Linked DNA regions of Homo sapiens: all the other regions are linked to region 1. Evidence: chromatin loops called from intact Hi-C (ENCODE). Cell type or tissue: dorsolateral prefrontal cortex. All regions are shown on one strand. Links, peaks and the distances in the headings refer to the core of each region. The heading gives the core; the rest is flanking DNA.

The links. Peaks named below come from ENCODE experiments on the same cell type or tissue, not always from the same donor. Only the 100,000 strongest peaks of a DNase experiment are listed, where the experiment ranks them.
Region 2: a loop joins it to region 1, with 3 times the contacts of the local background. A loop is called at or near these places in 5 of 110 quality-filtered maps.
Region 3: it touches region 1 in a loop (4-fold over the local background); 4 of 110 quality-filtered maps call a loop at or near these places.

Annotation. Positions count from the first base shown.
Region 1 is chr11:126,978,475-126,988,768 of GRCh38, forward strand. The region is part of intron 1 of KIRREL3 (kirre like nephrin family adhesion molecule 3); the gene reads right to left. It overlaps MIR3167 (microRNA 3167), which reads right to left and starts at 10,068; the gene lies at 9,984-10,068. In dorsolateral prefrontal cortex, for the core only: no CTCF peak of the experiment used is centred there; no DNase peak of the experiment used is centred there; H3K4me3 peaks cover 339 bases; H3K27ac peaks cover 5,660 bases.
Region 2 is chr11:126,884,591-126,894,884 of GRCh38, forward strand. All of the region lies in intron 1 of KIRREL3 (kirre like nephrin family adhesion molecule 3), which reads right to left. It overlaps LOC105369559 (a long non-coding RNA gene), which reads right to left. Exons shown (of 5, transcript XR_948149.3): 3 at 9,195-9,457; 4 at 4,742-7,322. Among named protein-coding and RNA genes, the nearest start is that of KIRREL3-AS2, 51 kb to the right of the region's middle. In dorsolateral prefrontal cortex, for the core only: CTCF peaks have their summits at 6,122 and 6,322; a DNase peak (open chromatin) is centred at 6,201; H3K27ac peaks cover 3,967 bases.
Region 3 is chr11:126,805,097-126,815,390 of GRCh38, forward strand. All of the region lies in intron 1 of KIRREL3 (kirre like nephrin family adhesion molecule 3), which reads right to left. Among named protein-coding and RNA genes, the nearest start is that of KIRREL3-AS2, 130 kb to the right of the region's middle. In dorsolateral prefrontal cortex, for the core only: no CTCF peak of the experiment used is centred there; a DNase peak (open chromatin) is centred at 3,984; H3K27ac peaks cover 2,448 bases.

The sequences.
Region 1 (10,294 bases), core at 779-8,778:
CTATCATCCAATATATTCTTGTGTTTACGTGCCCTGGCCAGAAAGCTTTTTGGCTTCCAGGTCTATGCCCAGTGCATTCAGCCACTGATGCTCCTTGGTTCTGGCCACGCCCAGCTCCGTGTGGGTCCCTGAGTGGTCTACGTTCTCCCATGCTTCCCAGGCTTTAGCACCTGCTACTCCCTCTTCTCCTCATCCCGCTCTCTGCCCATTTTCTTAGCTAATGTCCACTCTGCCCTGGAGCTTTGCTTCATGGTGGGAGTTTCTCTGAGCTCTGTTCCCCCAAGGTGGGCTAGGCAACCCTAGTGTCTGCTCCCACAGGAGCTACCATATGTGGATGTCCCCTGGGTCCCTACCTCTCTGCACCCGGGATGCTTATTCTCTTACCTGGCTTCCCTGTTATGCCCTGTGTCCCTGAATACATTGAGGTACACCTGCCTTTCTGAAAGTTTGGCAGGTTTCCCAGTGTGTACTGAGAAAACAACAAGGGTTGCCAGAAATGGGAAACATAATTTCAAGGGGGAGAATGGCAAATGTACAACTCTCCAACAAAACTGAACTCCCAAACACAGTGAAAAGCGCAAACTCTCAGACAAACAGCTATTAAGGACATAGAGTCCGAATTCACCCGGAACAAAAGACCCGTCTATAACCATTATTTATCACTCAGCAAACACTCTCTTTTTGTTCCATTGTCAATGCTCCACAGACCACATCTGCCTTTGGGCAGAGGGGAAAGAGAGAAAGGGAGAGAGAAATGAATAGAAATGAGAGTATGAGTTTCATTTTATTTATTTATTTTACATATAAATCAGCTAATCGGTTTAACATTCATATTAAAGTTGTAATCACCTTTGCATACATTAAAATACAAACTAGCACAAGTAATAGGCCTTAAGAACAACATTACAATAGCTATTAACATATAACAGCTACCTTATCAACTTACAACATCCCTATAAAATAATAACTGCATCCAGGATTGATTTGCGGGAAATTCATTCTCCCAGAGCACTGAAGCCTGACTCGAAGTCTGGGGAAGGTGAGAGTCTGGTTGTTCTTTGGCTGACGCAGAGAGGTGGCTCTTGGGGAGTGAAGGACACCAGAGGCGGAGATAGAGGCTTGAGCTTTCGTTTTGGCTCTATTATCCACTAGAGAGATGACCTGGGGAAAATGTCTTAACCTCACTAAGACTCAGTTTCCTCGTCAGCAAAATAGAAATAAGGGTGTTTCCTTCATAGTGTTTCTGTGAAAACTTAAATGAAATCATAGGAGAGGACCTGGCCTTTGTAGCAGATGCTTAAGAAACGTCAGCATCTTTTCAAGAAAACCAGGTGCTCTTAGAGGGTGCAAGGGCTGGACCAGAAGGATGCTACTTAGAACATAATATGGTATCTTTCCCATTCATTCATTTGCTCACTCATTAAACATTTGTTGAGCACTGTCAGAGATGATATGAAAAATTTTAAAACATTAGAGTTTCTCTCCTTATAGGACTTACCATTGAGTTGGGAAAATATCAAGTCAAGAACAAGCTGGACAGAACTGAACACATGAAAGGATAGAATATACACATTATGTCGGCAGAGAAGAAAGGGCAGAGTGACTGTGAGTGGGAAACAGGAAATCACTACACAGAGAGGTAACCTTTGAGCCAAGCCTTGAAATATGAAGCGTATTTCAGTAAATGATGAGGAAAAGGATATTTTAAGCTAAGGGAACAGCATAAGCAAGGATACAAAGGCATGGCATATCCAGGGAAAATCAAATATTCTTTTTCTGGTGGAAGCTTGAAGAGCAAGGAGGGATGGAGAGGAAGATGCTGGAAAGAGAGATGGTGCCAGACAGAATGAATTGATAGAACAAATGCAAGTATCTACAGATTGTAGGGGACCTTCAAAGCTGGGTAAGGATGGAGGTGTCAGATACCAAGTGAAGGTATTGGGGCTTTGTTTTACAGGCAAAGGGTAGCCAGTGGGCTTGCTGAGAAGGGGAGGAGTAAATTGTGTACCCTATGAAGATACAAGTGGTAATGAATGACAATGGTGAAGGGTGACTGTGAGAAAAAAAATCGAGGAACTTGATAGGGTGCTATAATAGTTTTGGAGAACATGAGTAGGGCAATGGAAGGAAAAATGGAAAGGCAGTATAGATCCATGTGAAAGGCAATAGAGATTAAAACGTGTCATGACAAGAGAACTAATTGGTTATGGGAGATGAGAAAGAGGCTGGTGACTTGGCATCCACACTAAGTGCTGGGAATATAGGATGCTCTTTACGGAGATTAGGACCCCAATTGGGGAGAAAATAATGAGTTTAGTTTTTAGAATGTTGTTTTAAAAGTGATACTGGGCTACATGTGAGAGCATCACCGATCAGGAAAATCAACAACTCACAAATATATTTTCATTGTTACTCTCAGAATTAGCCACCAGAATGGGTGCTAGGAGTGTGAACGTGGAAAGAACCAAGATTCAGTTAGGACACAATAAAATAATTTTGAGATCACTTAGAAATTTTCATCCTCAGTACTTAGCAATGAGAGATGGTATACTTAGATCTCTGTACCGTGGACTATCATTATTCAATTTAAATTGCTACAAAGTACTATTCTTACATGATTGGCCTGAAAGCCTTGATGCTGAGTTCTAGATATTTGAAGCCTAATACCACAAACGTACCTCTCTGGACAAACTGTCACCTGGATTTTTAGACAAAAGAAGGAAAGCATGGCCCGTTGGACCACAGCAAGACCTTCTTATTTTTGCAAGCTATTCTATTTTATTTGTTCTTAGTGTTCAGCCTGGGACCTAGGCAGGCTACAGATGTTACTGCTGATGGCTGCAGTGACCAGTATCAAGTGATTTCTTATGAGACCCTGAAGAAGGAGGCTGATGGCCATTGGGCCCACTGACAGCATATTGCCTAATCGCCATTATTCTGGAGGAAAATGCTCAGGAGGTGTTATATGTGGTGTAGCTTAGGATTCCAGGCAGAAGACAGTCCAGTACCTTCCTAAGTCACTAAGGAAGAGCTAAACACATGGTCCCTGTTTCACTGAAATGAGATCTGCCTCTACCACCCGACTCTATGAAGCAAAGGCAAGGAGGTATTTCTTAATCTGAGAAGACATCTTGCCTTTTATGGCACTGTTAAAACCACACATTTGGGTGTCGGAGGAGGTCTCAGCCACACATGCTCAGGGGGCTTTTATCAATGCACCCCCATCCTTGGAGTAGGTTCCTGAGCTTGGTGCCTGGGGAACTGGGGAAGGCCCCCGTTTCTACCAAAGAGGGCCTCTCTCCAAGGTGCCTCCCAGCTCTAGGCCTGAGGTTTCTGTTGACAGTGCCTGGAGGAGCCATCTGAGCTTCTGTAGCACACACTCCCTTGCTTGGGGGCTCTGCTGGGATGACAGCCTTTAAACACCTCATTAATATTCAAATCTATTCAAGTCATTTCAATTTGAATTCTATGCATATTATCAGATAGAACAAATGCAAATATATACAAATTCATCCATATGAAGAAATAAATAGGGGAAGCTCTGCATAATGGGATTATAATCATTCTCAGGCTTGTCTCTTTCTTTTAATTCCCCAGAGCCCAGAGATCCAGACCCAGCCTCAATGCTCCCACCTGCAACTGTTTAACAGCAACTAAACCTTTCCTGGACACAGGTTCCTCAAGGGCTGAACATTTGAGAAACCTATTATCATTATCAACCTATTATCAACAAAGATGTTATCATTGTCTACTGGTTGCTTCTCTCTCTGGGCTTGTTAAGGTAGAGCTGTCAGAGACTTGTAAGGTGGGTGTGGGCAAGGGGTTGGACTCAGAGACCCATCTGTAGGCTCAGGGGCTGGCCCTAGCCTGGGCACATTGGCCTTCAGGCCTAACAGCCTCAAGTCTTCTATGGAGTCTTGATGCATCTGGTGGGAAGACACTGGGGAGGGGACTAAGTTCCCTAATTTCTTAAATCTTCTCAAACCTGAGGGAGACTTCATAAAGCCTTTAAAGTACATTAACTGAACTTCAACACCTGGGCAACAATGAGTGGCATCTAATGTTATAATCGTATCTCTCCTTTGCAGCAAGACACCTAAGTTGATCCTGGAGCTGCCACTTCTCCTTTACTTCCACGTACTGTTTCTACCCATTCCCCCAGCCCAACACCTCCAGGCGTGACTCTTTTCTAGCCAGATCCTCAGCCAAATGCTAGAAACACAATGCTGTAAGCAGACAAGGAGGGAAAAATCAAAGTGCAGGCAGTAAGCCTCCTACCCTGCAGCAAATCATACATGGACAAACGCAGGGTCCATTCATCCTTTCTTTCACACTGTTGTTGTTGCTCATCTCTATTTCATCTCAACTACTCCAAAGACAGGAGGAGGCCAAGGTCTATAGTATTTTAAAGGAGAGTTCTCATACTCTAGACTAATAAAGCCAAAGTAAATTGCTGTTAAGAATCATTTAGTGAGGTTTAACTACAGCATCTAATAGATGTGCCTGCTAATCTCTCCCCCATGGGACCCAATGATAGTTGCATCTAGTAGTAACTCCATTGATTATGTAAGCGTAATTTGTGCCAAGTCATAGTATGATATTATAATAACCATTTTGTACTAAGCACCTATTATTTGATAATCCCCATAGATATACATGGGGAAGGTCATTTTTTCTAACTTATAAGTAGTGAGGCTACTTGTAGGTACAATATTATAATAACCATTTTGTACTAAGCACCTATTATTTGATAATCCCAATAGATACACACGGGGGAAGGTCATTTTCTCTAACTTACAAGTAGTGAGGCTGAGGCACAGATTTCTTACACAGAGAGGTAGGATAGGAAAGCCTATATTTTCTTCTGAAAGGGAGGGCTCATCTAACGTCTGCCTTTGGTTCTTGCGGTAGACAGAATAATGGCCGCCAAAGATGCCCATGTCCTAATCCCTTTACAGGACAAAAGGGATTTTGCAGATGTAATTAAGTTAAGGTCTTGAGAGAGAGAGATTTTCCTAAATTACCCTCTGTGGTCTGATATAATCACTTGGTTCCTTATGAGAAAGAAGCAGGTGGATCAGAGTCAGTAGTAGGTGAGGTGAAGATGGAAGCAAGAGGTTGGAGTGAAGGGAGGAAGGGGCCACGAGCCAAGGAGTGTAGGCACTCTGCCTCTAGAAGCCAGAAAAGGCCAAGAAATTGATTTTCCCTATAGCCTCCAGAAAGAAACAGCCCTGCAGCACCTGGATGCCAGCCCGTGAGATCCATTCTAGACCTCTGACCTCCAGAAGCTAAGATAGTACATTTGTGTTGTTTTAAGCCACTACGTCTGTGGTAACATGTTAACAGCAGCACTGGGAAACAAATACACTCCATACATAGCCTTTCTCAACTGAGATTCCTCCTCTGAACCAGAGAACCCCGAGAATAATATGATTAACTATTTTTACTTCTCCCAAAAGTAGTACATATCTAGTATCATTTTAGATGCATAGGAAATAATTTAATTCATTGCATGTAATGGATGCCTTTTATGGTATTAGAGGTTAATTCTCCCCATGAGCCCCACTGAGAAAACTTGCACGCCCAGAAAGCCACATGGCACCTTGTCTTGAAAAGAGACTGAGGATGCTAACCAGATCTATTCTGACCTTGGGCAGCAGCTCAGCACATCTGGAGACACTGACCCAGAGGAAGGCAAGTACCTCACCTCTGAATAGTGCCCTTCATAGAGTTTCAAAGCCCTCACAAAAAGGTATTCTCTCTGGAGATTCACAACAACTTCATGAGTCAAGGAGGAGAAAAAGGCTCCTTCCCTCTTCCATACCAAGGCCATGCACCAGGCAAGTGACAGAGCCTGTAGCCTGTCTAGCCTCTGCTCTAGGGCTTGTGTCACATGCTTGGAGGATGAGGAGTTGTGATGAGTGCTCTATGCCTTCAAGCAGGTCTTCCTTGATTGACAGGGGGGCAGACGGACACTTCATGGCAGATGCAGTGCAGGGGGGTCACAGCCTATGGACCCAGTAAAAGGTTGCCCTGGGAAAAGCTTCCAGGCCATTCTCACTGGCTGCTGCCAGGTGCTAAGTCCTTACTATAATGGAGTTATTATGTTCTCTTTGTTATGCCTCATTTACAAGAGAGGGCCTCAGTCAAGAGCAGTTTTCCCCTAGCCTCTGCACAGAGACCCTTGTGCCATAGTTGGAATCAACCACCACTTTTTACCAGGAACTTTGTCCAAGCTCCCCGCACAAATTGCTCTCCTGCCTCTCAATGAAGTATTCACTCCACCAAGCTCCATGTGAGCCCGCAGGAAGTGCCCCCAGGAGCTTCCTCTGCCAAGAACCCTCTAAGCACATACTCTTCGGGGGCAGGAACCCAGGGAGGAGACCTGGAGGAGGGAAATGGAAGAACCCTGGGCTTGGATTTGAACTCCTGGGTTTTCATTTTAACTTTCCCACCCACTACCTGTATGACTTTAGAGAGGCCACTTAAAATAACCTGGCCTTATTTTCCTTACTTTTTAAAGGCAGGATAAGAGTTGATTCAGGGAGGAAGACCATAATTAATGTGAAAGTGTTCTGGAACTATGAAATACTATACACATGCAAGGAAGGATTAAATTATTATCACCTTTTCCCCAAGGAGGACTCGGTGCTCATAGGTACTCGAGTTGTACAAGGCAATAATAATGATAAATAGAGCACGTTCTCTGATGAAACACTTTCATGGGTTTGCAAGTGAAATGCTGGGCACGGAAAGGTAGGAGTTGTCCAGAATCCCTGACACATTATGCTCTTTTCCCATGTAAGAAATACTGATTGTATCTGACTCTGCGCCCAAGTCCAACAAAGCCACTGCACGGTAGATGGAGGTGAGAAGGACCCAGCCCTGGCCGCCAGGAAGCTCACAATATGGAAGGGAAGGCGGACCAGAAACACTCCATGTGGATAAATCATAGTAAGAGCCACAAAAGGCTTCCTGGGGCGCTGTGGAATAAGGAAGGAAGGGCATTTAAATTAGATTGTGGGGAGAGAGGTCAAGGAAACTTCCACCAGGAGGCAAAAGGAGCTGAGTCTTTAGGGTAGAAGTTATCTAGACTAACCTGGGGGAGAGGAGACGGCCACTCCAGAGGGACAGGAGGCACGAGGGAGCAGAGCACATTCGGACAATGTCAGCGGCTCCGTGTGTTGGAGTAAAGGGGCATATGAGAGGGTGGGGAGACTTTCATTCTGAGACTCTTTGTCCTGAAGGTGTCGGGATGCTGTCAAAGGAACGTACACCCATGAGAAGATAGCGAACTCTGTGCAAAGCTGATGATTTGGTTATTGTCACAGCGGAGCTACTGACATAGTTCAATGATGAAAGGAAACTTCAAAACCTTGAGTATAAGGCATGTGCCTTCATGACCCCCCTACTGGATGGGAGAGAGTTAAAGCTGTTGTTTCTGGACACTATATAGCCTAGTGATCTCCTGAAGCCTAAAATGAGTATCTCACAAACACGCCAGCTCACTTAGTCTTTCTGTTTCTCTGTCTCTCCTCTCTGGCCTGTACAATCCACCACCTGTGCCTTTCCCCCTTCCTCTACCATCACTACAGTACTCAGCCACCTGGGGATGCACACAGGGTGTACACGGCATCCACTGTGGGATGAGGGGGCCTTTAAATCTGTGGCTGGCTCCCCCCAAGCCCCTCTTGGTTGCTGGGTTCATCAGCTCATGCATTTGGTTTCCCATTGGTGAGTTGGGTTGAAAAAAGAGGCCCAGATGCCTAGTGATGAGAACATTTTTTTTTATGAATTGAAAAATAAAATGACAATAAGCAGCTAGCAGATCCCAGTTCACAATGAAGTGAATATCAATACTTGTGGTTGTATTGACCTTGAATATTTTTTTAAAAATACAGAGCAAGAATTCTCGGGGTGCATTATTATATACATTCTGAATCTCTTCACTGTACAAAACAGAAAATCTATCCTTTATGGACAAGAGCATCTCTGGTGTACAGCATTGACTTTAAAATCAACTTTCTAAAGTGCAGGTAGAAGAAAATCTATGGCTACTCTTAGAGACATTCTTCCCTGTCAACATAGATTATGACATTGCTTCCCTGGGTTCCACTGGGGTGGGACAGGGAGGAAAGCCCTGCTGAAAGGAAGCACTCTTGATTTCTTTCCAGTTGTGAGAGGAAGGCAATGATGTCAGTGACGGATTGGCATAGCTGCTGTGTTCCACATCATAGGTATGACCTTATCGTAAGTTTGGCTTCTTATGCCCAGGACAGATCCCGATTCCTGATGTAACATGAAAACATGAGAGGCAGCTCCCACGAGTCACCTTAAATTCTCTGGTTAGAAAGTGACTTTCGACTCCCTTGTAGACTTACTATCAGCAGTGTCCACATGGAGGTGAAAATGAGGGGACACCATAAGGAAGCAAGACTCAGCCTTGATGGCACCTGTGCTCCAAGCTGAGCAGGCCTCAGGAGCAGCTGGTGGGCTCGGTATAACACAGGCTGCTGGTCAAAACCCTTCTGATGTAGAAGGTCTGGACTGGGGTCCAAAAATGGGGATTTCTAACAATCTCCAAGTTGACCTGCAGACCACACTTGAAGAACCACGGTGATAGAGAATCTACGAACTCAGATAACCCAGGAACCATAGAAAGACCCTAATACTTCCTTGATATGTGAGATAATTACCTGTCAGGAACACGCAAAGGGAGTCTACACCTAGAATTAAGGGGATACACTGACCCACAAAGATTCCTTTTCCATTGCAATTGTGAGTGAGCAAATCTAGCAGAGTCTATAGTACGCATAAAGTCAACAATGAACAAGACTAAGACAATTTAACTAAAAAATACAACCGTCTATGTATTTTCAAACTTTCCTTGGCATGAATACAATGGCATGGATCTTAGAATATCTGTTGATAATAAGAGTGAAAGGTAGATTTCCTGTTATTTTCACAGACAAACAGGAGAGGTAAGTGTTCAGATTTTCTGGTTGGTATGTCTTGATTCTGACCAGTTCCAGTATTCAGCTGTTTTCACCTGTAAAGTATGGATTTCTCTCTGCAAAAACCTCTGTCCCAATCTGATGAAGAGAACACCCAAAACAAAGCTCATGCCCAGAGAAAGGAGCATTGATATGGATTTGGAACCCAGGCATCAGCTGCCAAGGCTCTGTTGATATGACGGCATGTCCCACTGAAGTAAAAAGAAGGCATTTGAAGTATTCTATGCAGAGATCTATCTTCCTTGCATTCCTCCTCTGTATTGCTCTGATTCGATCTAAAGGAGCTTTGAAAACGTCAAAGAACTTTCATGTTTTGCTAGTTTATCATAAGTGTCTATCTTAAACCAATATTACAATTTTAAGCATGGCCTGGGTAGACATGTGCCATCTTCTAAAATGATTTCTGACACAAGGTAAGTTGTACCAGCCGAGACCAAAGTGAAAAGAATCATAGGCTCTATGACACTCAGGCTCTCCTACATTCTAAGAGTCTTTTTATTTCCCCCTAATAACCATTATTAATCATTTCAGAAACACGTAATCTCCTGATATTTTTACTATTCTAGACTTGACAGAAAAGGAGGGTTTTGAAGTTCTGGAAAGTCTTTTTATGTAGAGTAGCTCCATTCTTCCAGCACACAGCTACCACAAGGCTCAACTCTCCCTAAGCAGAATGGGATTTATTTATTTATTTCTTAATCCACTGAAGGGAAGCTGGGTGATGATGAATTCTTTTAAAGAAATCAGCATTTGGCTTTCAAAATGTTAAGCTATACTGGAAGTGGGTTGTGGAGGCAGAGAGCAGTCGCTAGCCATGGAGGAAAGCTTCTCAAATTCTTACTCAGCTTTTGTTTGGGGGAAGAGGTTTTCTTCCATTTTTATCAGCTCTCCGTCCCAAATCCTACAAGCTATGAAGGAGGGGACCCACCGGCCAGGGCAGGGGTTTCTGTGGCTTGCTGATGGTCACACGGCTGTCGGGACACCAGTATTTCTGAAATCCTTCCTGAAGAATTTCAGAAAAAAGAATTTCAGAAATACTGGTGCCTCCACAGCCGTGTCGAGGGCACAGGTGGGCATAGGCCTGGAGGTGGCTCCTGAATGGAGCAGCAGCAAGGGCTGTAAGGGGTCTGCACAAGGGTGTTTGATTGGCAGGTCTTTGACTCTCCAGTCGAATGACCTTCAGGCAAGTTACCGAATCTGTCTAAGCCTCAGTAGTTTTCATCGGCAAATGGGTCTAAGGATCCCTACTTTATTAGATTGCTAGGGGATGGAATAAGGGA
Region 2 (10,294 bases), core at 1,132-9,131, 94 kb before region 1:
CTCTCTAAAGTCAAAGACAACATAGCACGCCACGGGGTAAAATAGCAAATGCATAAGCAAGCAAGGATCGTGACCCAGGAAACTAATTAATCGATTCATCAAATGACAGGTTTTGAGGCATCTTCTAGAGAAATGAGATAAGGAGATTTGCCAAGATTGTGGAAGTTCTCAGAAGCAATGATGTCATCTCTCGGTGGAGGCTAATGAAGTGGAAAAGCATAGCAACCATCTTTCAGTACAGAGCTGCAGTGGTGAGTAGATATCAGAAATGCAACCAATGGTTGCTTGGCAATGGAATGGCTTCCAATTAGACAGTCAACACATGACAGAGTCTGCAGAATTAAACTTCATTTGGAGTTGAAAACTTAATGTTGAGTGAAAAGGCAATAGGTTAAGAGATTTGTGTATTGTATTTTAAACATAAAGACTCTTCCACAAATCCAAGTTAATAGAGAAGGCCCTTGGATTCAGATTGGACAGTGGTAGGAAATAGGGTTATTTCAAAGACCTTGCATATGGGAGAGGAATATGATGCCCACAGATGGCCATGGGTACTATATTCTTTATTCTTGGACAACGACTTACTTTTCCATTTTTTACATTTCAGCTTTGAGAAAGATCCCAGATGCAGGGCTGTGTGAAGTCAAGATGTTTCAAGTGTAACTGGATCCCAAAATGGGAACACAGTGGGAAGCATAAAATATCCCAGTATGGTGCCATCTTCTACAGTGTCCATGTTGGCTTCATGAACACCCCAGAGAAAGAAAGACAGCAACATGAAAACATAGAGTATGTTCTCAAAATGGACACTTGGAGAAATTTTCAGGCGTATGTTTATCAAATGCATTTGGTTTCTTAGGAAAGACAGGTTTAGTACAGATAATCCTGGAATCCCAGCATCCCTAAGATCTATTTAATTTTCGTTTGCATTGTTTGTGAATACAATGATCATATCAATCATCATTGTCAACCTCATCATCGTTATCATCATCAAAGTTATTCTCTGAGAAATAACTGAGAAAAAGCCAGAAATGCTGAATCTGCCTTATTTTTTTCTAGCAGGTAATTCTTTCATGGTTACTGGGCATCCCTTCTTTTCTGAATAAGAGAGTATCACTTAGCTGAAGGACAGAGCAGAGGGCAGCAGGCTGGCTCCCGAGCTACCTTAGGTTGTATGCCTCAGGCATGCCCCACTGTGCTGTCTAATTCTAGGGTACTTTGGGCTTTGAAAGAGGTTTCACTTTTCTATTTGGCAACAAATGTTTCATCTAAAAAAGTGTGAGGCTCACAGATAAGCATGATTTTACCACTGTCTACATTAACTGATTATGGGATATTGAACCTAATCAGTAAAGATAAGAAATATGACTAAGAAACAGTTTTCTTTCTTCCCACATTTAATGCGTTCCTCACTTTAATTTTGCATTCTCATCTGCTCTTCTCTAGCTCAATGTCTTGACTCTTTTCCACTCTTTTCTCTTTGCTGTGCTTTGATACTCCCTGCCCACATGACATTCCTGTTAGTCCTAGTGAAGAGGCTAAGTGGTTTTGACCCACGAATACTTACAGATGGTGCTGCAAACCCAGCTCTGAGGATGCAAAGGGTGCAGAAATGTCTCAATGTTGGGAGATAGCCCTGAAGTGTACAAATCCTAAGTATAGCTCCCTGCATGATGATAATGGACTCACTAATATCTATTTTCAGCAGCCCCACACTGCCTCTTCGGAATCTCTCCTGAGGGCTAAGTGCATGGATATTTCATTGACTGGCTTCATTTGTACTGCCTCAGCCCCACTGTATCTCCTACCAGCGCTAATAAAAAAATATGGCTCATTAGACAAGAAGTGGGCTCACTACTTCTTGTCTGGGTTAACTTTGTTCACCAAAGATAAACTTCATTTTTAAACTGAAGGTCTTCTGCCTGAAAACACAGCCATGTTTTGTGCTACATTCCAAAACAGGTGTTGGATAATTCAGTAATTAGTATGCACATCTAACTTCATGCAGCCTCTGTTGATCTCTCAATTATAGTTAGCTGGGTCCTCTGAAGTTTTCTGTAGTTAATTAGAGCATTATTGAACAGTTGGGATGGAGAGCCAAGCTCTGCAATCAGTTGACAGCTTGGTCCCATGAACTAAGCATTGGGCTGGTCCTTGACTGGGGAATGACAGTCTTCAGGGTGACCCAGTGCCAGAATGGGTTAGATTGTCTTTTGAATAACAGCTGGAGGGAGGCCTCTTTTATGAGCTGAGAATAATGGTCACATTCCTTATTCTGCCCCACTCTTGACAGGAAAATTCACATTCCAATGGTGATCAGTTTCAGAAATGTCTCCTCAGGGGAAAAAGGAAACTTTCAACATTCAAGAAAAAAGGATAATTGTTCTGAGCAGGCTCCAGAAAGTCAAAACCTAAGGTGAACACGTGAGTTAGTGCTCAGTCTCCCTATCTCATATGGTTTCACCTTGACTCCCCTCCCAGAAGAATTCAGGAAAAGCACAGGGGGACAGCAGGAAGGTGCATGAAGGGACCCACATGAGATGCACTGCACACCAAATTCTAGAAGGCAATTTGGAAATGATTGCTTCTGAATAATTGAGGTATCATGTCATCTGCAACATCCGAGTCTGACTGTCCAAAGCTCCTGATAATTGCCCAGGTTCCATTTTGAATGCAGCCCGTGAGTATTAGAGCAAGCATGCATTCATCACTTTAAGACCAAAAGACAAGCATGTCTTGTCAGTGGAACGGAGGGGAGATGCTTTGGGGACTGGAGGCTAAGAAGCAAGAAGCATTACTGATTATGGTCATGGTCAGCGTGCTTTCCAAGGAGAATTCTCCCCGCTGCCCAAATTTAGCTTCTGTGCTGTTCTTTTTCCAAATTTATGAAGTCAGAAGGGTCACTGCTCTCTCCTCAGCAAGTTGTGAGGCATGTTGTTCTGTAACCCACCCCTCACTGCAGGGATCTGGGCTGGCTTACTGAGTAGGTTTTCATTTCCCAGCCTCTCCTCTCTCCCACCCCCACCAACCAAGGGTCCCCAATGTGGCCAAGAATGTAAAGACAGCAGAATGACACACATGGCTGAAATAATGTTTAGATTTAACTAAATGTTGGAAATAGAATTGGTACAGTGAAAAGAAGGCTGCCTTTGGCAGGATCTCATCTCTACTCAACCGCTGAGTAACCAATGTAAGTATTACTTTTCTCCATCATATTAGAAAAATGAAGATAGGCGTAACCTTCAGAATCAGTTAAACATAGGTGAGGTCACCTGTCTCCCTGGGGATGGAATGAGACAGCACAGCACAGGAGAGAGGGGGTGGGAACAGGGGTCAGAAGGTAGAAGCTTGATTCCTATCTCTCCTCTTTGCTCAGTGAGTGGTCTTGGGCAAATCTTGTATTAATGTGGACATCAATTCCTTTAACCATAAACAGGAATCAATAGGACCTATGCTATACACCCACAGTATCAAGGGGAGGACTGAAAGTAAAAACTACTGTGTGAGAGTACTTTGGAATCTGCAAAGAGTGATATAAACAAACATACAGCACATACTGGAGTGAGGCAGGTGTGTGATCAAGTGGGCTGAATTGATTGCCAGGAAGCTTGGGAGAAAATTCTGAGAGTTTGGGACACTAGACAGCAGCCACAAAGGCTGACATCAGACAATTTACAATTCAGAGCTCTCTGGGGCCTAGAGGAGTCTTTGAAGTGAGGGAGCTCAGTTCAGCTCTTCTACCTCAATCCCACTCTGCTGTGCTGTGAATTTAAAGGGCCCGTGCCAGATTCTCACCAGGGCCCGTGCCAGATTCTTACCAGGCTGCCTACAAATCAGGGAAGAGCATAGGAGGGCGCAACAAAAGTTCTAGGACTTCTGTCTTGATCACCACCCCACACTGCTCTTTCCTTCATTAATCATTATTTATAAAGGCTAGACCAGAGGCCCTGAATCAGGCACTAGACTTTGCCAAGTCCCACTTATCTTAGAATGTGTTGCTAAGACCCTCACGAGGCCCTCCCATTCCAAGATGTATCATTTCAGGATTCCATGGTTCCCAATCAGAAGTTCATTAAAAAGATAGTAATTAGACCAGGTGACGCCGCTCGAGGTTTACTAAGTGTCCTTCAGCTCAATTCAATAAACATTGCAGACTGACCGTGGGCAAGACAACAGACCAGGCCCTAGAGCAGTAGCACTGACCCATTTCATTGTCGACAGTGATTAAAGGAGATGAAACCCATTTGTGAGTTTATGAATGTATACACACCTGGATTGCTGGTGCTGTTGTTTTCTCATGTTGATGTTCCTAACACTCCTATGGGGTGGGCAGGGAAGGCCTTATCATTCCCATTTTACAGAGTAATCCACAGTCCACGGAGATTAAGATCCCATACTTAGATAAATGGTGGAGCCAAGACTTACCCAAGGGGTGTGCCTGTGTTGTAACAGATTTACTGAAGTATGATTGCACACAATAAATAACGTCGTTAAAGTAGTATACAAGGTGAGGGGTTCTGCCGTGTGTACACTCATGAAACCATCACCACGATCAGGACTGCAAACACGTCCATCACCCCCACCAAAGTTTTCTCTTCCCCTTAGTGACCCCTCCCTTTTTCCCTCCCCCTCTTTATTCTCCCCCTGCCCCTCAAGTACCCAGGGATCTGCTTTTTGTCTTGAAAGACTAGTTTGCCTTTTTAAAAAATACTTCATATAAATAAAATCACATAATATGAACCTTTTGGCTGGCTTCTTTCACTTGGCATAATTACATTGACATTCGTCATCATTACTGCGTGATCAGTAGTCCATTCCTTTCTACTGCTGAGGAATATCCCATTGTGTGGAGGCACCATGATTTGTTTTGGTTTGATGTCCAATGATTTTTTAAAAATTGTTCTTCTTGGAAAAAAAAAGGAGAAGAAAAAAAGTCAATTCCCTCTTCTCCTCCCAGAACTCTAAATGATTACCACTCAAGTCTTGTTTCTCAAATATTTCCTGGTTAAATGGACAAATATATTACAGGCCACATCAGGGCTTCTATGCACAGCTTCGGGAAGAATCAGTTTCAGTACGTTTTATTGGAACCTGCACATTGAGACGACAGCTTCTTTGCTTGTAGACAAGGAGAACTCACAAAGGCATAAACAATAGAGAACTTTGGAAAAATTATGAGAGCAATTTAAGAGTGGATAATTAGATATCTTTTGCAGGGTGTTAGGGAAATTAAATTAGCTTTTTTTAAAAATCAAGGTTTGTGGGAATCACTTCATAAAAAATATCTCCGTGACTGATTATTTTTCTAACATTCTTCGCCTTTCTTCCTTGCATATCCAAGGAAGTGGCACTTTTAGCCCTTAGCTGTGGCAGCCAATCATAGCCTCTAATTGCATTCACTGCATAAATTGTCAGTGTCATGAATAATAAAATTAGTTTAAATAAACCCCCAGCCACAATCACAAATAACTATCTGGTGGAGGATCTTGTGTCCTTTCATTCTAGGGGGATGGGTCAGTGCAATCTCTGTAGTTAAATTCTTGAGTTAAAATGAAGATAAAATTATTGGGGAGGTGGGGATAGAGCTGAGGGGTGAAAGTGGGAGGAGAATGGTTTCTGGCTCCCGGCAGGTTCATGAAAGAGAAAGGGTCTTCTTCCTGAGCAGCCTTCCGAGAGTGCCTCATACCTAAGACAGTCAGCCCTGACCAGCAACAATAGCCGAGAAAGGGCTTGTACTGGCCATGCCAGAGTCTAGAGGGAAGAGCTTGGGGCTCAGAGACTGAGCAGTCCTGCGTGCTCCTGTGGTGGCCTAATGTGACCTATTATCCAGCAACTCCCATCTATTTCTGAAAACTCCACGTGCTGGTCTGGCACTCTAATTGTCCAATCTGCTGCTCAATTTTCAACAGGATCTCATCAAGCACTTTGCCATTTAATGGTGACCAAATCCCTCCAGTTTTCTGCTCCCTGGCTGTGGACAGAAGGCACCTGGAGGGGTGCTGTGGGAGTCCCGTGGCTGCACATCCTGGCAAAAGGAGTTCATTTCGATGGCCAAGCAGCTTCTATCAGCTTTTCTCTTTCTTTACAGGCCCTGCCCAAATACTCTGCCTTCTGTAGACTCTACTGAAGCCACTAGGGTGAGTGAGAGAGTAGACGACTGCAAACATGAGCGTCCCCCAGTCCCAGCACCACAGCGGCCTGCCTGTGCCCAGCGCTGCCCCAGCATCCTCCCAACCACTGTCCTCAGCATTGTTTCAATAGGAGTCACATGATTTTCCAAAACACAATCCCTTCTTTCAACCTGAGCCTCAGCTCCCTGATATGTTAATTCCCAGGCTGATTCCAGTGCTGTTGGTCCCCCGCTTGGTTCATTACATTTCTGAGCCCACTCTGCTGCCTTTATTTAATGAGGTTTATTGTTTGTGCTTAGTAATTTTCAAAGGCCCATCACCCTCTTTGAGTTTGCCCTTAGATCTTCAGCCTGCCAAAGAGGTGGGCTTTTGAAGCTACCTTTATTAATTCAGTACCTAGCTTCTGCATTTAATGGCACATGGGTTTGAAGTGTACATAAGCCACAGTGGAAACATCTGAGAAGCGTCCCAAGATACTGCAAATTATAAAGGGTGATTAGGAAATAGCATGGCTCTCTATCTTCTCATGCCTTAGAACTTTATTCCTTATATCAAAAAGATCCTGGGATATCAAAATATCACTGTCTGACTCTGATAATGACTTCCCAGAGTTTCAGACATTGGTGGAAAAAAGATATAATTTTAATTATCAGCAGCTCCACTTAAAAAAATCTTCAGCTATTGTAAAGGGCAAGGAGCTGGAAGGAAAGGCAGAAGAGGAGGCAAGAGGTGAGCCCATGTCCTACTAAATGCCTGCAAAGTGGCTGTCTTTGAGAGCGCTCCACAGTCCCTGCCATGGATGGATTCCTTGGAAAGAGATGCACAGGGTGCTCCGACTGTTAGTCTGTCCTGCTATCACTATCACTGTCAGGGAGCAAACGGCAGAAGCCAGTCTCAGGGAAGCCAGTGGCCTGACAGTTAAGGCAAATGCACAGACTTCAGAAATCACACCAAAGCAGCTTGGCTTCTAAGATGCAGCCCTGACCGGCTGACTCAAAGGAAGTTGGCTGGCAGGTTCTGCGATCCCTGGAGATGGGCAGGGCTGGGGTCAGACTCCGGTGACAGCAGCAGTGGACACAATCCAGGACTTCCCAGTGAGGTCTGTCTTTTCTTTGAAAGGGACAGAGGAGTGTGGTCCTTGGGACATCTAGCCCAGGGAAAGAAATCTTGCCCAAGAATACATATGAATATCTGCAAAAACAAAGTTGGGGTTTGATATCTTTCAGGAAGCCTAGGAATTCTAGGCCACTGCCAGCATTGGGAATGGTTGGCTCCCTTCCCCTTCCTTCCATGCCCAGCTGGAGACAGAATGCTGGACTCTGGGTGCCTGAATTCTGATCCTGGCTCTATCAGTGTCTCTGTGCACCAGAGAGAGGCCACTTAGCCTCCCTTGGCCTCAATGGCTTCTTGGTGATCTTCCAATAATTTTTAGCAGTAGAAGCTTTCCTTTCCTAATTGAAATTTTACAGGGAACAATATTTAAAATAGCTAAGAGGGGCTGCCATGCCTGAGGGTGGTCCCTGCCTGCTCTGTTTTCTTCATCCCCTTCGTACCCTCCTGCTCAGCAGAAGCTGAGGGACTCCAGGGGACCCCAGCCCTCCTCAGGACCCACCGTGGAAGCAGAACTCCCAACTGTCTTTCTCACTGCTTGTGGTTTGTAAGTTTTATGACTCGATTTTAATCTGTACCATTTAGGATATGCTCAGGAGGGGCCCTGGGAGAGGCACAAGTGGCAGCTTTTTTTTCTTGAAAAATCAGCTATTATTTATCCTTAAGGAAGAAAAAAAGCAACCCTGAGAAAATGATTTTCTTTTCACAGCCTTATTACAAATGCTGAGCACAGCTAGAAGTAAGGCCTGGCTCTGTGCACGTGTGTGTGCATGTGCACGTGTGTATGTATTATGTGTGTGTGTTTCCGGTGGGCAGGTGTGGCTGGAGGCATGACCCCTTTTCTCTGGTTGATTTCATCTCCAGTAGCCAAGTAGAAACTACAGCATGACCTGACTTCTATGCCCCCAGCACTATGGCCATGACAGCCTCCAGATAGGAGAAGGGTCTGGCTTCATTGACATTTCCACGGTAGTGCATACAGCCCTCGAGACCTACTCAAGAGAGGACAAAAGAGAGGCTCGGGTAGAGCTTATCTAGTGGATGAACCTGCTCCTAGACACAGAGCACTGCCTGGCATCCCTGCTGCAGAATCGGGCTAGGATAGGGCTGAGTATTCTAATTGCCTGTGGGATAGGATTTCACTATATCCCTGCACAGCTGTTTTCATGCTGTGGTTGGATTTTGACGCTGTCGTAATTTCCCCCGTTGTTTGATATTCTCGCATTTACATTAAAGAAGTACAGGAGAAGAACAGTGTTCTTGGGAGAAGATTTCAGCATTTAGGATTCATACAAATAAATGCATGGACTGCCCACGCTTCCCTCACATCCGTCAAACAACTCAGTTAAAAACACCTTTTCAAAAGGCTCTTCTATAATTTTACTTCTTTTAAAAATAGTGATGGGGTTATGTCTGATGCCCCGGAACGTCCGTCATGCATTGATTTTATCCAGTTCAGTGCCAGGCAGCAATTAGCAAAGGTAACACTAATTAGGTTTTACAATGTAATATGTGTCCTTCTAAACTTAAGTCATAGCATTTTAAGCTTCTAATGATTGCAAGGTCATTTTGCTATTCTTCATAATAGCAGGGATGCTAATGAGTGCATTTGGTATGCGTGGGGATGCCCCTGTTTCCTCCTGGGGCTTATCAGCATTTACTGGGGACACTTTACTTAATTTGTTGCCGAGCTCATGACCTAAACGGAAACATTGAACCGGCCACCTGAAGGTCTAGAAGTTTTAGACTGTGGAATCAGCGCTGTGGAAGGCCCGGCTACCCGGGTTACCGTGAGCTGATCATTTGTTTTCCTCTGGACTTAGAAGCTCCGCATCCACCCTGTCCAATCTCCTTAGCTGGCCAATCTCCCTCTCCCACGTCTGAATGCACTTAAATTTGCTCCTTCCTGCTAAGAAAAATGTTATCCTATTAAACGATGCGTGTTATAAATACCTTAACATTCATAGTTTCATGTTTTAATCTTGCTGCTAGCATATTCTGGGCATGCTTACTGGAATCAGTTTTCTATTTCTTAGATTGTAAGTTCTCAGGAGGCAGATTAAAAACTCATAAGATGGTCTCTGTAAAATGTCTTTCCCAGAGCCGCGTGTGACTTGGTATTTCATGTGGGTTTTAGATGTGGCTGTAGATAATGAGATGGCGGGTATGACAGTGTTGAGATTCAAGCAGCTTCAGCAGGCTCTCCCCCAGTGCAGCTGGAAAACATGACAAAATACATTTCCACTGTTGACACGTCCACCTCGTCCTGTTGGGGTGGCCCCCCAGGGTGGTGTGGGTTTGAGAGACATTGTTGGGGCTCAGACTTCCTGCCTTCCTCTTAAGGAAAAATAAGGAAGTGATGAATTGAGGGGAATACACGCAAAGTAGAGAAAGCTAGGGTTGTCTTAATTTCATTTATTTGCTGGGTAAGTTTCTACTCACTTGAAGCTATAGTCCAGGCATTGTGTTAGGTGTAGGGGTGTCGTGGTGAGCAAGACAGGTATCATCCCTGCCTCCAGAGCTTACAGCCCAGGCTGGGGAGTCCACAGTAGGCAGCAAATGCTTTGAGTGATTCTTATTTCAAATCGTGTTAAGTGCTGGGCATGGTGCCTCATGCTTATGACCCTAACAGTTTGGGAGGCCAAGGTGGGCAGATCCCTTGAGCCCAGGAGTTCGAGACCAGCCTGGGCAACATAATGAGACCTCATCTCAAAAAAAAAAAAAAAAAAAAAAAAAAAAGGAAAAGAAAGAAAGAAAGAAAGAAAGAAAGAAGCTAGGTATGGTGTCACATACACCTGTAGTCTCAGCTACTCAGGAGGCTGAGGTGAAATCCCTGGAGCCCAAGGGGTCAAGGCTTCAGTGAGCCATGATTATGCCACTGAACTCCAGCCTGGGCAACAGAGAGAGACCCTGTCTCAAAATCAATCAATTGATCAATCGTGTTAAGTATAATAAAGAGGCTCCAGATGCTATGAAGGAATAGTGGGCCTGATCTATTCAGTGGGGATCAGGAGATTCCTAAAGGAAGTGATACTTCTGCTGAGCTCTGAGGG
Region 3 (10,294 bases), core at 934-8,933, 170 kb before region 1:
GGTGTGTGGTAACCTGCAATGAAGGAGTTATATGTGTGTGCATGTATGTATTCATACATTAATGTATTAAGGTAACATCTTTGTATTCAGATTAATCCCTTCATAAATTAATACATGAAACAATGCAGTGATGACAAGTGTTCTAAAAACTATAGAGGACTTGTTTATGAAATTAGGGCTCATACTGAAGGTCAGGAGAAGGGCTGCCATTCATCAGTCAGCATTGATATGGAGAGGGAAAGGAGATTACCCTATTACAAGTCATACTGGGTGGAGGAGATTTAATTACTCAGATGCTCTTATGCTCCTCAAAGGTCCTAGTGCACCTCTTTAGACAGTTTCCCACACAAGCCTCAGCCCATCTCATCTGGTTTTGTTCTGAACCCCAAGGTTCAGTCAGGTGCGCTGTCCCATCACAGGAAAAGAAACCTTGAGCTGATTGCAGACTGTCTCTAGGTTGTCATCCATTAATTAATGAATAAATTAAACAAGGCTTTTCCACTCTATCATCTTGTCACCTGAAGAACATTTATTTTCAGGGTGATTGCTAAACTCCACAGTACAAAGTATGTAATAGATATTACGTTTTTATTTACTACTATGTATGTAAATGAAAGAAAGAAAAGGGAAGGACAGGGAGAGGGAGGAAGAGAAGCAAGGAAGAAAAACCAAGGGAGGAGGGAATTCTTGATAGTCTCTGTCTTTCACGGTTTTCCTGCTCAGCTTATTCATCCAAGTTCCCACTCAGCCCCCAGCAGACCAGAGAGTCAAACCCAACCCAGTGGGCCTGGGCAGGTGCCGTGCCATCCCCTCCACCTTCTCCGTGCGGCCTCTCCCTTGGCTGTCCTCTGAATGTGCCTGTGCCCCCAAATCCTCCCTTCAATGACATCAACAAATTTAAAAAATCCACACCAAATCTGTCACCTGTCAAATTAAATGCCTGAATAGTCACCAGCCTGGCAGTTGTACAAACATCCAGACCTTGAATCCCAATTTGAGTTTAAACTGCAAAAAGACACAAAGAGAGGCTGGGGACTGAATAAGATGAAAGGCCAGCTCAGATCTTCAGGGAAAGCTATTGTCTTGATTTTTCAGCCTTGATGAGCCTCATGGAGGTAATAAAACCATGAATAACATTCTCCCTCATGTGCTCACAACAACAATATGACTACTAATAGTGAGGCTAATAAAAAGGACATATTGCCTTCAAATGCCATCCTTTGCCTCTCATTGTCCCTAATAGCCTTGGGGCCCTGGGCTAGCAGTCATCTTCTCCTACAGATCTCTATCTGTAAACTAGGTGGGTTGGCAGGAGAATTAGTCCTCTTCAGTCCTAAGATTCTATAATTCCATGACAGGGAGCTCAAAAAGTTTGAGTAATTATAGAAGTCCTTCCTGCAGCTAGATATGGCAGTTTCATGTAGTAGTTACTGTCACAGGTTTTTCAGTGATACTCCCTGAGTTGAACTCCTAGTTGGACCATGTGTTGGCTGTGTCTCCAACTCCTAACCTATCAGTTAGGGATAATACGAGCATTACTAGGTAAGGATTGGATATTAACCATGTTGTATATTTATTTATTTATTATACTTTAAGTTCTGGGATACATGTGTAGAACGTGCAGATTTGTTACATAGGTATACATGTGCCATGGTGGTTTGCTGCACCCATCAACCCATCATCTAGGTTTTAAGCCCCACATGCATTAGGTATTTGTCCTAATGCTCTCCTCCCCTTGCCCCCCACCCCCAACAGGCTCCAGTGTGTGATGTTTACCTCTCTGTGTCCATGTATTCTCATTGTTCAATTCCCACTTATGAGTGAGAACATGTGGTGTTTGGCTTTCTGTTCCTGTGTTAGTTTGCTGAGAATGATGGTTTCCAGTTTCATCCATGTCCCTGCAAAGGACATGAATTCACTCTTTTTTATGACTGCATAGAATTCCATGGCACATATGTGCCACATGACCACGCTGTACTCTTCAAAGGGGATGAAACTGAGACCCTGCAAGGATAACTATCTTTTTCCAAGTTCCCAAGCAGGTTTGGGAGTAGGACGTGGTCTGGGAAGGGAGGTAGGCTGACTGCCCCAGGCCCCACCTCCTGCTAACATTTTATTTTCTCTGACTCCCACTGATAAAATCCTATACTTCTAACAAAGAAATGTCATCTGAAATTTTACAATGGAGCACAGGAAATTGCCAGGTCACTAAGGTGAATTATGGGCACATTTCCATGTGGTGGGAAAGATGACAGGAGAAAGGACAAACCTGGGGAATGAAACTCTGCCATGTACACATGTTCTAACCTGTATTTTGGCTTCTAGTGGTTGAGACCTCATTAGCTATGTGTTTAACCATTCATGTCTAACTATTCAAATTTAAAAATCTGTTTCAATATAAAAATATAAAAAGTCACCCCAAATCTCCCAGTGATATGTGCACCACGGTAGGGAACACAGGTTTCGTGCATTCATAGACACACGGAACCTCATGCAGGTACCCAATTATGCTGTGCCCTTCCCCATCTCCATGCCTTTAAACTTGTCACAGTTCCTGCCTGGAGTGCTTTTCCCCTTACCATTCACCTGGATTTTGAAAAATCGTCCTTTAACCCATTTCTAGGAGGCTTCTGAGATTCTTCTACATGTCTACTCTGATGTGGTTGGAGAGTCCTTTAATGGGTGCTGCTGATGGCTATCGCTGATGTAGTGTTTACCCACTACCAGGCACTCTGTTAGGCACTTTACATATATTGTCTCAAATAATAGTCCTCATAGGAAGGTGACGAAAGGAAGCTCAAGTTGTGTGACTAATATGCCCAAGGCCATGGGCTGCAACCTTTTTATCTGTATCCCTCAGTGCCTGGCATGGTGTTATTTTTCCCAAATGCACATTTGTGTGAGGCTCAGCACTGGATAAATGGGGAAAGAATGAATGTCTGAACTAGTGTGGATTAGGAGGAAGGTGAGCAAAGATGTTGCACTGCAAGTGGTAGATGCTCTCCAGGCCAGCTGCAGGACTGCAGATACTGACCTGGGGTTGAGGAGCAATTGTATGTAGTTTGGAGAATAGGGCCCTCATCTTGAGGCTGGGAGCATAAAGGAAAGAGGGATCCATGGAGTAAGAGGTCCCTTCAGGGGAGTCATTAGCAAAAGAGAATACTTATTTGAAAATTAAATGTCTTCACTTCTTTTCCAGGAGGCTCCATGACCTGTTTTTGGCAAGCTACAATGGGGGTGCAGCTTTCAAGGAGTCATTTCAGCAATTTAGTCCTTGCTCCAGGGCTAACTCCCCCTCCCCTGCCCAATGTGGTGGGAGGGCTCTGCTAAGATGTAGAGCAGTTATTAAGGCCTTAAGATAAAGGCAGTTTTTCATGGGGTCTGTTTTTTTCCCAGTGACCTCCTGAGGCAGCAGACTCCACAGGCTTACTGCAGGGCTATACAAAAAGGTATTTTATGTCCTTAGCCTTATAAATCAATTTTAATTGTAACAACAGAAACATCAGCAGCAAAATGGAGCCAAATGGGCGGGGGCCTTTTTCTGCGCTTTTTAACCATCTCAGATTAAATGCTGAATTGTATTTTGGGGTCTGAGTTTTGTCATGCAAACGAAGAAAAACAACTTGCTTTCCAATTTCCACATGCATATATAGAATGAATTGTTGAGACGGAGAATATATTTTGCCATCTCAGTGCTTCTAGAAAAGATAAGGGGCTCTTGTAAAAAGTTCTACAATTTGTCAGCTGGCAGCTTATTAAATACCCAAAACAAATGTTTATATAGCATGAGAAGGCCACTGTCAAGGTCGGGAGGTTCCAGAATGGACTGATTCTGCTTTATTCATAACTGTTTGAAAAATCTCTTGTTCTTTTCTTTCCCCCAAAAAACAAATGCAACTATTCTGTTTTCTTTGCCTTAGGAAAAAAAACAGGCAAGGAGCCAGCCCTTGTGTACAGGCCTCTAATAATAAACCCGCAAGCATGGCTAGTTGTTCAGCAGTCATGAGCAACCCTACAATAACAGAGTCTCACAACATGGAGGCTTTGGCTTCAGCAAAACCTTCATTAAGGGGTGGCAGAGCAGAGGAGGGTCACCCAGTCATGAAAACAAGCTCTGACTCACATGCCCTAGGAGCAAATGAAATTGGGCAGGAGTCTGAAGAGAAGATGGAATCTCCTCCGTGCTCTAGGAGGTGCGTTATAAAGCCATAGGTCTTGTTAATAAGAGGGACCCCAATTCAATCCAATGACCATTTATTTAGGTGCATACTAAGTACAATGTATGTTGGGTGACACAGAAGACAGACAAGGAACTGACCGTGCCCCCCAAGGATATTAGAATCTGAAAGGGAGATAGGGTAGACAGGTACTTAAGTAACTGCAGTGCCATGTAGAATAATAAGGGTTATAAGTAATAGCAAATGCAAAGAAGGGAGAGGCAACAAGAACAAATTAAATATTCTCATTCCTTTGTCTTTAGACCAGTAACTTTATTTGAGAGCTTTGTTTAACTAATTAATTAATTCAATCGCTGTATGCTAACTGGAGAGGTTAGAGGACTCACAGAAGTCACTAGCTGCTTAGAGGTTAGGGGCACAGTGCCTAAGGCCCCGCCCTGTACAGGGCTTTGCTATCATCCCTGCCTCTAGAGAAGAGATTTGCCCTCTCCAAGATCTACATGGCCAGTTAAGGTGGGATTACAGACAAAACCCTCCTGATACTGTCTCCTGTCTCCTTGCATCTCCCTCCTTCCCTTCCCCACTCAATCTCCAGAATCTTTTCTCACATCCAGTTAACTTGAGATGGTCTGAATTTTGGCAAACGAGGTTGTCCTGGGGCTCTGGGGGTCTAGGTGTGAAAAAGTTATCTCTCTGTGATGACATGTCATTCGCCTCAGCTTGTTTCATGGCTCGAAATAGATGTCTCTCATTCTTAATGATGGCCCAATTTGGTTTGGGAAAGGCAGCGTGTTGAGTCACTGACCACTCAGGGCACTGGAGCAGCAAAGTGAAGGATGATGGGGAGGGGGAGTGCTGTCATCCCCTTGCTCACACTGGACTAAGAGCATATAGTTCACATCTTCTGTAAGCTTGGAAAGTTATCATTTGAAAGTTGTTGCTCTAGAGTGCCTTGACAATCTAACAATACAAAATAAATCTTCTATTCACACCTCTCCAGCAAGCCAGGATCCCAGGAATATGCAGCAACAGCGGAAATCAGTGATAAGCTCCCTGTTATGTTGTCAAAACTTACAGCAGCTTCACACTGCCCTGATTACCATATATTAGCTTTCTGCAGACACACAAGGACTTGCTGGGAGGCCTTTCTTCTGGTCAGCACTTTAAAAATATTTTATGTAAACCCCCAAGTCCCTTTGGATCCTTCCAGAATCTCGGATTTCCACATGTTTCCAAGCTCTAACATGCTCCTCTCGTTAGGTTAAGTAGCTTGCAAACACCCCGTAAATGGGAGTATGGAACCGCAAGGAAAGACAATAAGGCCAGAGATCATCTCTGTGCTCAGGCCCTACACCTGAGCATCCCTAGCATTTTAGAGGCTGCTTGCAGCCAGAGGTCTTTACATTGAAGAGGGAAATTGCTTCCCAAGGAAAGGCGCAGAAATGGCTTATAAAATGGGCATCTGTTTGGAGGAGTAATGGGAAGAGATGAAGACCTCATGGACTACTGAGTCTGAAACACCAAATCGATCAGGGAGGCCGAGCAACAGAGAGCAGTTTCCAGCTGTGGTTGCAGTTCTGACTGAAACCCTGAGAATATGATGGCTGTTCTGGAGGTTGTCTTAAGCCCCTCAAGCCCGGGCTCTCTCCCTGACAGCTGTGGGTGTGTGTGTGCACACTGGAGTGTGTGCAGGGAGGAGGTGGTACGTTAATGAGCCTTGCAGCCGGTCTGACAAACCCCATCTGCTTCGTTCTCTTGGCCACCCAAGCTGTCTGCCTTCCCTGGCTACACCCATGGGCACCTGGTGGCCCTGCTGAGGGCCAAATAGGAGTGTTGACATCCCCTTCTAAGCTCCCGCAGCAGCCAGGCTCTTAAGCAGCCAGCTAGCAACTCCATGTGTTGTTACCCCACCTGACAGTTCACAATTCTGTCTTTCCTCCTGCTGAGAATTCTTCTGTTTTCCAGGAGGTGTCCCTAGTACCCTTCCCACCCGCTTTCATCCTCTTTCTTCAGAGAGAACTTTGACCCAGAACCGAGTGACTGTTATGGAGCTACGAGGTCCTTGTCTGAATTCTCCGTGTGGTTGCTGGCCTGTAAGCTCCAAGAGGGTAGGGGGCTGTGTCTGAATTTTGGTTAATTGCTGCATCCCTAGAACCCTGAAAAGTGTCTAGCACATAGAGTATTCTCATAGCTGTTGACAAACTGGACAGATACATGAGTAATGAATAGGAACCTGTGCATTGGACGGGGACGGTGCCAGCTACAGCTGACCCTTCCCTCACAGCATGCAACGTTAGCAATGAACTTCTTTTTTTTCTTTTTCTTTTTTGAGATGGAGTTTTGCTCTTGTCACCCAGGCTGGTGTGGAATGGCATGATCTCAGCTCATTGCAACCTCTGCCTCCTAGGTTCAAGAGATTACTCTGCTTCAGCCTCCCAAGTAGCGGGGATTACCGGCGCCTGCTACCATGCCCAGCTAATTTTTGTACCTTTAGTAGAGATGGGGTTGCACTATATTGGCCAGGCTAGTCTCAAACTCCTGAACTCGGGTGATCCACCCGCCTTGGCCTCATAAAGTGCTGGGATTACAGGTGTGAGCCACTGTGCCTGGCCAGCAATGAACTTCTAAGAGAAATCAGATCAAGCCCTCAAACATTAATTTACAGTCAAGAGACAATCTCTGAATTCAGCCCTCCCCGTCCCCCAGCACTGGTATTGACATACTGCAGACCTTCTATTGTTGGTGGCAAATATGAGCAGGTTAAGGCACTTTTCGGGATTAGAGAATCTTCAAACTCAATATGCATAAGAACAATTTATCCTGATGACCAGATATAATAGATTCTGTTCATTAAGGAAACTGCTTGCCATTTGCTACTATTTAACCCATTCTTTCTATTGTGATCATAAGAAGAAGAAGGCCAAAGGATCATTAATTTCCTTACTTTGGAACTTTGGGGTCCTTAGGATAGCGCTGTGTATATGGCAGGCACTCATTACTATTGTTTTGTAGATGTGGCTGGTGATAATAATGAGAAGGACTGGGGGAAAACGAAGTATGCTCTCCAGGCTAACCGTTGGTGGTTTAGGCAGACGGAACTCCTCTCAGGATTTATTCAGATTCAGTGACAGCACTTCTTGAACTCTGACACCACTCCACAATTAATATTGTCCACTGAACAGAATGGTGAACCCTGAGCATCTTTCCCATGAAAGGCAAGACAGATGCACACGAGTCAGTTCTGCCACTCCAGTACTCCGCACGGTGTCTGGCACACAGTAGGCACTTCACAAATGCTAACAACAATTTGACAACTAGATTGCAAGCTGTAGATTTCAGATGCAAGGCAATGGTTAGTAACTAGATTTTCTTAGTCCGCCCTGACTTTGGGCCTTTGTCCATACAGCACCACACTGGGCGTCAGGGTCCTTTTGTTGGGATGAGTGGCTCTGTCACTCTTTCACTGAGACCAAGGCTCAGGCAATCAAGCAATGCATTTCAATCAACTTCTACAATGATCCAATTTCTGGGTCTGGCTCTGTTTCTCTATTTCCCAGTTACTTGCCCAAGAACATGGCTCCATCTAAAGGAAGTGGCCTACGGGAATCTGCGCACCTCTGCTGTGACCGGGAAGCTGGGCTCTCATTGGAGGTTGTTGGGCTGCAGTTCACGGCCCAGGTGAGACCACACTGCAGAACATAATGTGCAGATCAAGGCAATGATGCCTGTTTCTCCATTTCATTAGCCACAGCTCACTATGTGTCAAGTCTTGTTTTCTCCAGTTTAGACTCAGAAACTGACTTCCATCATTGAAATAGGGCTCGTGTCTCCTTGTAGTAACTGCAAGGCTTTAGGGAGGTAGAAAAAATTTAGTGAAAATAATTCAGCAACTCGTTTGAGCTGAAAATAACTTGATTCAAGGACTGTGCCTTCAGATACTTGGGAGGCATGAAGATGAAGGCATTTGCAGTCTTGTTTTCCTTTGTGACTGGGGCATTAATAAGGCTTTGGGATTCACTTCAAAATCATTAAAAACATGTTCACTAGTCCAAAGCACCTCTCCCACCTGTGTATGAAACAAATGAATTGGTGGGACCTTGGATCCTCGTAGTTTGCTGCTCCTGGGGTAGTCCCTCACTAAGCTCCTTATCACACATTTGCACTGCCAAGATGATATTTTTGGTTAAAAAGTTATAAATATTCTGGACCAAAATATTACCTTGAGATTTTGTCCACCTGACATCCACTTCATTGAGTGGGAATTCTGCCCAAAGAATTACTGAAGAATGAATTCCCCTGTTTATTTAGAGCTTGATATCTTCATAACCATTTTGACTAACATTAACCATTTAGTCATTAGGACCCAGGAGCACAGATAATTGGTATTGAGGTTCACATATGTGGTGAATTTCAAGCAAAGAGGTCTCAAATATGAATAAGTGAATAGTGCCCTTAAAGCTTCTTATTCAGAATCTACAAAGTGATGAAACAAAGGCAAAAAAAAAAAAGGTGGGATCCCCGAAACTAGAAAAACCCTAGAAGAAAATCTAGGCAATACCATTCAGAACATAGGCACATGCAAGGGTTTCATGATGAAAACGCCAAAAGCAATTGCAACAAAAGCAAAAATTGACAAATGGGGTCTAATTAAACTCAAGAGCTTCTGTACAGCGAAAGAAACTATCATCAGAGTAAACAGACAACCTGCAGAATGGGAGAAAATTTTTGCAGTCTATTCAACTGACAAAGGTCTAATATCCAGAGTCTACAAGGAACTTAAATTTACAAGAAAAAAAAACCCGGTTAAAAAGTTGGCAAAGGACATGAACAGACACTTCTCAAAAGAAGACATACATGTGGCCAACAAATATATGAAAAAAAGCTTAACATCACTGATCATTAGATAAATGCAAATAAAAACCACAATGACATACCATCTCATGCCAGGCAGAATGGCTTTTTTTTTAAAATTAAAAAGTCAAAAAGCAACAGATGCTGGCGAGGTTATGGAGAAAAAGGAATGCTTTTACACTGTTGGTGGGAGTGTAAATTAGTTCAACCATTGTGTAAATTAGTTCAACCATTGTGGTCTCAAAGACCTACAGTCAGAAACACCATTTGACCCAGCAATCCCATTACTGGATATATACCCAAAGGAATATAAATCATTGTATTATAAAGATACATGCACTACATATGTTCATTGCAGCATTATTCACAATAGCAAAGACATGGAATCTACCTAAATGCCCATCAATGATAGACTGGATAAAGAAAATGTGATACATATACACCATGGAATACTATGCAGCCATAAAAAGGAATGAGATCATGTCCTTTGCAGGGACATGGATGGAGCTGGAAGCCATTATCCTCAGTAAACTAACACAGGAACAGAAAACCAAACACTGCATGTTCTCACTTCTAAGTAGGAGCTGAACAGTGAGAACACGTGGACACAGGGAGGGGAACAACACACACTGGGACCTGATGGGGGTGTGGGTTGGGGGAGGGAGAGCACTAGGAAGAATAGCTAATGGATGCTGGGCTTAATACCTGGGTGATGGTGGTGGGTTCATCGGTGCAGCGAACCACCATGGCACACGTATCTATGTAACAAACCTGCACATCCTGCCCATGTACCCCAGAACTTAAAAGTTGAGAGAAAAGAAGAAAGTAAAAGAAATAAAAAGGTGGATTCCTTTAGGTCACCTTCTTGCAGTTGTACCCTAAATTTAGAGGATTCATCATTGACATGCAGAACACCTAAACCTGTTGATCCATTCTTTTGGGTGTAAAGCTTTAAAAAAAAGAAAGTCTCTTACGGTGTTGGCTTATTTAAAAACAGATGACAAAAGACACCTGGCTTGCAGTTTTGTCTTTATTCTCCAGGACCATGAGGAGCAATTAGCTTTTACAAGTTCATTTCCATAACAACCTTTAGCACACGATATTTCTGGATTGAGTTAAGGATGGGGGCATCAAGAGATGACTTGGCTCTACTCAAGATTCCACGTGGAAGGAAGGGGCAAGCCTAGTGAATGAGTCACACCCTGATTCTGTTCTTAGCTCTCACTTCTCCCACTGTGTGACCTGAGGCACACAACTGACTTCTC